Linked DNA regions of Homo sapiens: region 2 is linked to region 1. Evidence: chromatin contacts called from ENCODE Hi-C data. All regions are on one chromosome and are shown on one strand. Each heading gives the region's core, a stretch centred on a gene start or an enhancer-like site at or near the end of the contact. The rest is flanking DNA. Distances are from core to core; before and after follow the strand shown.

Evidence for each region. Hi-C counts contacts between places; a loop is a spot of excess contacts on that map. Pooled maps may share reads with other maps.
Region 2: a loop to region 1 is called in a map of CD8-positive, alpha-beta T cell, with 36 times the contacts of the local background. The contact joins the promoter of DTNBP1 here to the promoter of SMIM13 in region 1. A Hi-C loop is called at or near these places in 2 of 168 maps with a recorded cell type or tissue (CD4-positive, alpha-beta T cell and CD8-positive, alpha-beta T cell) and 7 of 50 pooled maps.

The regions. Positions count from the first base shown.
Region 1 is chr6:11,092,351-11,095,692 of GRCh38, reverse strand. It overlaps SMIM13 (small integral membrane protein 13), which reads right to left and starts at 1,859. Exons shown (of 2, transcript NM_001135575.2): 1 at 1,304-1,859. The coding sequence starts at 1,379. RefSeq lists enhancers at 1,170-1,289, 1,170-1,711, 1,960-2,169, 1,712-2,252 and a silencer at 1,390-1,699.
Region 2 is chr6:15,660,936-15,664,277 of GRCh38, reverse strand. DTNBP1 (dystrobrevin binding protein 1) reads left to right here and starts at 1,250. Exons shown (of 10, transcript NM_032122.5): 1 at 1,250-1,464. The coding sequence starts at 1,409. RefSeq lists a silencer at 1,254-1,763 and an enhancer at 1,994-2,043.

The DNA of each region.
Region 1 (3,342 bases), core at 610-3,109:
GTGTTACAGAAAAGCACAACAAATTTTAAACATACATACAAGGCCGGATGCAGTGACTCATGCCTGTAATCCCAGCACTTTGGGAGGCCAAGGCGGGTAGATCACATGAGGTCAGGAGTTCAAGACCAGCCTGACCAACACGGTTAAACCCCATCTCTACTAAAAATACAAAAATTAGCTGGGCATGGTGGCGGGCACCTGTAATCCCGGCTACAGCTACTCGAGAGTCTGAGGCAGGAGAATCACTTAAACCCAGGAGGCAGAGGTTGCAGTGGGCCAAGATCAGGCCACTGCATTGCACTCCTGCCTGGGCAACAAGAGCGAGACTCCATCTCAAAAAATAAAATAAACATATAAGTTTATAAATACATACACATGCATATGCACAAGTGCACACATATATTCCACAGCGTCACTAAGTATTAATTTGTACATTTATCGTGTAATGAACAAGCCCTATAGTATCTGTATGAATTCTGACCCATTATTACATCAACCTGAACCCATACTTCAGTCTTATAAATATGTGTAAACTCACTGACACGTGTTCTACGTACTTTTTAGATTTTCACAATTGCTTAGCCACTTTGCTAAGAGACCTGTGGTTATCAGCTACTATACATGTACAAAGAAATCAAAAAGATCTAAAATTGGGCTACCATTATTTGAAGAAAAAAGTTGAACGTCCTCTCATTCCAAGAAGGAAAATACGCACAGCATTCGAAATAGCACCATTATTATAGAACTGAGAGTTAGGTTACCCGACCCTGCAAGTTTAATATAGCCGGTGTTTCTAAGCTCTGCCTGGTCTCCACATCTCTGCTTGGAATTGAGTTTAAGGCTGAACTCTAAGTAAACAATTTCACGCGTGCTGAAAACCCAACTCTACCCCACTCGCTGATGAAACGAAGGTGACACCTCTCATTATTAAGGTCAGAATCTGTGCAAATGAAAAAGGACCAATCAATCACTTCACCTTCGAATGCAGGCCAAGGTTACAATCTGGGCAGCCTGTGGTGAGAATGAAAGAGCAGACGCTGCCGGTGAAGCAAGGCTGAGTTTCACTCAGAGGCAGGAAGCCCTGGAGCCTGTCCTTTCCCTCCCCAGGATGCCCGAGGGCCGGCCATGAGTAAAGGGCCCACCTCTGCGCTCAGCCCTAGAGGCTAAGGGACAACAGTTGATTTTAAGACAATTGTCCGTCCACGCCCTTTTGTTTTTTTCAAAAAAACAAACAACAAAAAAAACCCCAGCAGATCAGCGACCCGGCGTGTGGAACTGCCTCGCGGCTACCGCCCCCACTCACCGCACACCATCAGCAGCAGGACGATCAGCAGCGTGGCCACGAACACAAGCAGAGTCAGCCCGACGCTGTGCCACATCTTGGGGGCAGAAGGGCAGTCGGCTCGGGGCGGCTGGCGCGGACGGCGGTGAGCGCGGGCGGCGGCGCGTCCTGCGCTTCAGCGGCGGGCGCCAGGCGCGGCTGGGCGCCGGGGCGGCATGGGCGGCTGGCGCCCCCTCGGCAGCGCCCCCAGGGGGTGGGGCGGCGCAAAGGCGGGCACTGTGGGACCGCCCGCCCGCCCGATCCTTTTCCCGCCGGGGTGGCCAGAGCGCGGGAGGCAGGCGGGCCTCAGGGCGCCTCTAGTCCCTCATCGCCCCGGAGAGCCGAGGCCGCGGCACCCAGAGACCCCAGCGGTCGGATGCGCTTCCATGGCGGACGCCGCGCGCCTGTAGGGAGGACAGAGGGTAAGCACGGGTACACACGGCGGCCACAAGGCCCTCGTCGCTGTCCACCCGTGTCTCTGAGACCCCAGGGATGCCAGATGTCAGCGTCGCCCGGCCGCGGCTGTAGCGGCTTCTCCGCCCCAGGCCCCCTACCGCTGGGGCAGCTCATCACCAAGCTCGCCTCCTCCGCGGCGCGGGGTCGGCTGGGAGATGGAGTGCAGAGCCTGGTGGAGTCGGGACGGCGTTGTCTCGCAGGGACTACAACTCCCAGAATGCACCGCCACTCGGGCTTCGCTGCTTTCATTCTCGGGCGGCTCTGCCTTTGGTCTTGCTCAAGTCGCCTCAGTCGGACGACCGTGGGCTGGCCTTCTCCAAAGCCGCGGATCTGGCTGCCCGTCCTGCTGAGGCGCCAGTGAGATTTCAACCATTACTCCGTATACAAAGTCGTTTTGTTTCTAGCCGTAATCGATGAAGTACGGCGAGAGAGGAAAGAGGAGGCGGCTGCCTGAAAAACTGGTTGCTCGTGCACCTAGCCCTGTTGCCGGGGGCGAAGGTTGGCTATTTGGGACTTGGAGGAAGAACTCAGGTCCCTGCCGCAGACGCGGGTCAGGACACGAAATCTCATTTTCCCCCTGCAACAGATGTTATGTTCTATCTTTTCGTAAGTAAAGCATTTCAGAAATGGCCCGCGGGTGACTTAAGGACAGCTGCACTGCCCTCAAATCACCTGCCTGAGTTGTAAGTTAGACCCAGCTGCCTCCTTGAGACCAAGCTTGGAGATTTTGCCGCACTGGCTTACACCTCTACGAAACAAGACACTGTAGTAATCTCAACTACTGTATCTCCACCCAAAATTGAAACTCCCCACTTCCGCCAGATTACATTCATTTGTTAAAGAGGTGCCCCCAGAAGAATAGAGGGTAAATGTGTCCCTCTTTTAGAAGGAATCAGAGCCTTCGAGTTTTCCTGTGATTCTTTTGCTCCCTGAGATACCTTTTTACTCTTCTAAAAATTACAGTTTCCTGTCTTCTGTCTCCAAAAACAAACACAAAAGTTCTAAGCAGCAATCCCTTGATTTAATAAATGTATCCTGCCATACCCAGCTGCCCTACTATGTGAACTGTATTCCCTAAGAAGCAACATTAGGAACAAATACCATGTATAAAAATACATTAAAGGATAATTACTTGCTTTGCAACAGATTTAATATAGATTCCTGTGAAGAGAATGAACCCAGTGCAATTAAGATATATTTACAAAAAATCAGTGTGTGCTTTTTTCATGGGTGGTTCAATTATGTTGCATAATTAAAACACATTTTATTAAAAGCCAGTTGAAAATACGCGTCAGGGCTAGGCGAGGTGGCTCACGCCTGTAATCCCAGCACTTTGGGAGGCTAAGGCGAGCAGATCACCTGAAGTCAGGAGTTCGAGACCAGCCTGGCCAACATGGTGAAACCCTGTCTCTACTAAAAATACAAAAATTAGCCGGGGGTAGTGGTGGGCGCCTGTAATTCCAGCTACTCAGGAGGCTGAGGCAGGAGAATCGCTTGAACCCAGGAGGCCAAGGTTGCAGTGTGCCGAGATCACACCACTGCACTCCAGCTTGGGCAACAGAGAG
Region 2 (3,342 bases), core at 1-2,500, 4.6 Mb before region 1:
GGCTGCTGTGTCAAGGATGGATTATAGGGGTGTGTATGGCAAAAGAGTAGAATCTGGAAGAACTGTCTGTGTTCCCATTGAAAGAGGATGGTGCCTTCGACCAGGATAAATATAGTGAAGATATAGAAAGAGAAGGAGGTTCCAGAAATACTTCAGGAGTAGAGTTGATTGGATTTGATGGGTTAATATGGGGAATGAGGAAAAGAGGGGAACCAGAGGTGATTTCAAGTGTCTTACCTTGAGCAAATTGGTGGATGGTGGTGTCATTTACTGAAACGGAAAATACAGGATGAGCAGATTAAAGGTGAACATGCAATGAATGAAATTTTCAATTTTGTGTATGTTGGTCTGAGATGCCTTTTGGATACATGTTGTATACATGCTTACATGAGTAAGCAACTGGTATGAATTGACGGAGAGGGAGGAAGGACAGGGCAGAAGATAGAGCTGTGGGAGTCATCGGTTCCTTGACAGAATTTACAGCGTGGTAATGGATAGACTCTATGCTATCCATCTATGGAACAACACATCTGGAGAAGAGAGAAGAGCTGGGGAGGCTGGACTGTAGCCTTGGGAGTGGCTATTAAAATAGGAGAAGGGGTGGAGCGGAAGGGAGAGAGGAACTATGGAGTGCTTAGCAAGAGAAGAAAGTGTTTTAAGGATGGGGATGATAAACTGCATTGAAAGCCACTGAGAGGTGGAGAAAAAATCAGGGCAGAGAAGTAATAAAAGGCATCAGCAACATGGAAGTCACTGGTGACTCGCGAAAGGCGATCACCTTTGGTGTGTAGGGCACAAAAGCCTGGGGGGGTAAAGAGAGAGTGGAAAGTAAGAATGTCGAGACAGTCGACTATTATTGCCATTTTATGAATGAAGAAACCGAGGCTCAATATTTGACTGTCTCATTCAAGGTGAAAGCCAGTGGGGTCAGATCCTGGACCTAGAATCCATGCAATGATTTGTGCACATCGCCTATTGAAGAGAGAGATCCAATTCTCTTCCAAAACGTAAAAGCCAACACTTCCCTCAAAGGAGGCTTCGAGTTAAATCATCCTTTCACGATGCCGCTTCCATTTTAAAGAAAAAAAAAAAAAAACGAGAAGGCCTGGTGCGGGATAGGAATGAGCCGAGGAGCTACTGGCCCTCTCGGTCGGGGGAAGACCCGCCCCTTTTCCGCAGCCCGAGCCCGGCGCAGTCCACTGCGGCTGCGCGAGCCTGGCGCGCGCGGGGCGGGAACGCGGAAGGGGCTGGGGTTGCGGCGCGGCGGCGAGGACCAGACCGGGGGCGGGGCCGGTAGTGGGAGTGCGGGGCGCGCGGTGACAGCGCGGGGTTGGCGGCGTGGGACCCAGGGGGCGACAGAGGCAGCAGCAGCCCGAGGCCTGAGGAGAGGAGACCGGCGGCGGCGGCAATGCTGGAGACCCTTCGCGAGCGGCTGCTGAGCGTGCAGCAGGATTTCACCTCCGGGTGGGTATACGGTGGGCGACGAAAAGGGACCTGAGGGGGCCGGGCCGCCGCCTGGGATGCCCCTGCCTCGCTCCCTTCCCCGCGCCACGGTCCAGGGTCCGTCCTGTCCCGCACCTCCCCGCCCCGCCCCGCCGAGGAAAGTAACGAACTTCCCGGCGTCCTCGCGTCGGGCGGCGCAAAGTAACTTAGGTCCCTGCGGGCCGCCTGTGACGCGCACCCCCCAGGACCGGGAGGCGCTCGGCGGCGCAGCGGAGCGCCCGGGGGGGGTGTGGGACCCTGCGGTCCTTTCCCGGCAGCATCAGCTGGGCCCTGGAGGGAAGTCATGTGAGAAGCCAGCGCGCCTCACCGCTTCCGCCCCCGCGGCACAGTGGCCTGCGCCCCTCGGCCCAGCAGACACCTGCTCGTGCGCACCTGGAGCTGGGCCAGCCACCCTCCCCGAGTCGGATCGCACCGCGCAGCAGCCTGCACCCTCCGGCCACAGCCTTCCGCGCCGCGTCTCGGCTTTCACGCCCGGCTCGCCGGCCTAACCCTTGGCAAGGCTGGCCGCCCCTCCCCGTTGCGTCCTTTCTCTACCTTTGCCGTGAGCTCAGCGCCTCGGCGAAGGAACTCCTAAGCAGGAGAAGCGACAGAACTTTAGGAATGCTTTTAATACCCAGCGGTTCCCAAACTTTGCTTAGAATCACCTGGGAACCTTTCAGAGTTCTGATGCCCAGGTCTCACCCCCTACCTGTTGACCAGAGTGCCTGGAGACGGCGTTTTAAAGATCCCCAGGGGATTCCAGTGGGCACCAACGCCTGGGAACCACAGGCCGAGACTCTGGCGCCAGATTGCCTAGGCATCCTGGCTCGACCACTAAATCAAACGTAGTTACTCAGCTGCCTTGCCTCAATGTACTGTTTCCGCTACCGTAAAATGGGGATAATGATGGTACTTAAAAGGTTATTACAAGGATTAATGAATTAATGTGTAAAACACGAAGCAAGCATCATGTCAGTATTGTTACTTAGTGCTTAATTTTAATTTTTTCATTCCTTTAAAGTGAAAAAGATCTGTCTTTGAAAAGGATCTTTCAACTTTAGCTTACAAATCCTGTTGGAGGATGCACTGAATGTGAGAACATTTCCACTCATACTGTTTTAAATTTCTCCCCCCCACCCCCCTTTTTTTTGAGATGGAGTCTTGCTCTGTCACCCAGACTGGAGTGCAGTGGCGTGATCTCGGCTCACTGCAACCGCCGCCTCCCGGATTCAAGCGATTCTCCTGGCTCCACCTCCTGAGTAGCTGGGACTAGAGGCGCCCGGCTTATTTTTGTATTTTTTAGTAGAGACGGGTTTCACCATATTGGCCAGGCTGGTCTCGAACTCCTGACCTTGTGATCCTCCCGCCTTGGCCTCCCAAAGTGCTGGGATTACAGGCGTGTGCCACCGTTCCCGGCCCACCCTCCCCCCCTTTTTTTTAAAGTGACAAGTTCTCGCTCTGTTGCCCAGGCTGGAGCGCAGTGGCGCTATTATAGCTCGCTGCAGCCTCCAACTCCTGGGTACAAGAGATCCTCCCTCCTAGGCTTCCTGAAGTGGTGGGATTATGGGTATTAGTCACTGCGCCCAGCCTCGTTTTAAATTTCTAATGAGAAAGATGTTAGCCAAAATTTTATCTTAATGGACAAAAATGTTAATACTATTTGCACATTGGGCGTTGAATAACAAACTGTCAAACGCTTGAGCACTTACCATGCGTCAATCATTTTTGTTAGTTTGGTGTTTAGAAAGTTATGGACGCTCGGAGTCATTCACTGATGGGTGTGCTTGCGTGCTTGCATTTTGTTCTCCCTATTTAGTAAAAGTACCTTCTTTTCAGAGCGTAAATTATTGTATTGAAAAC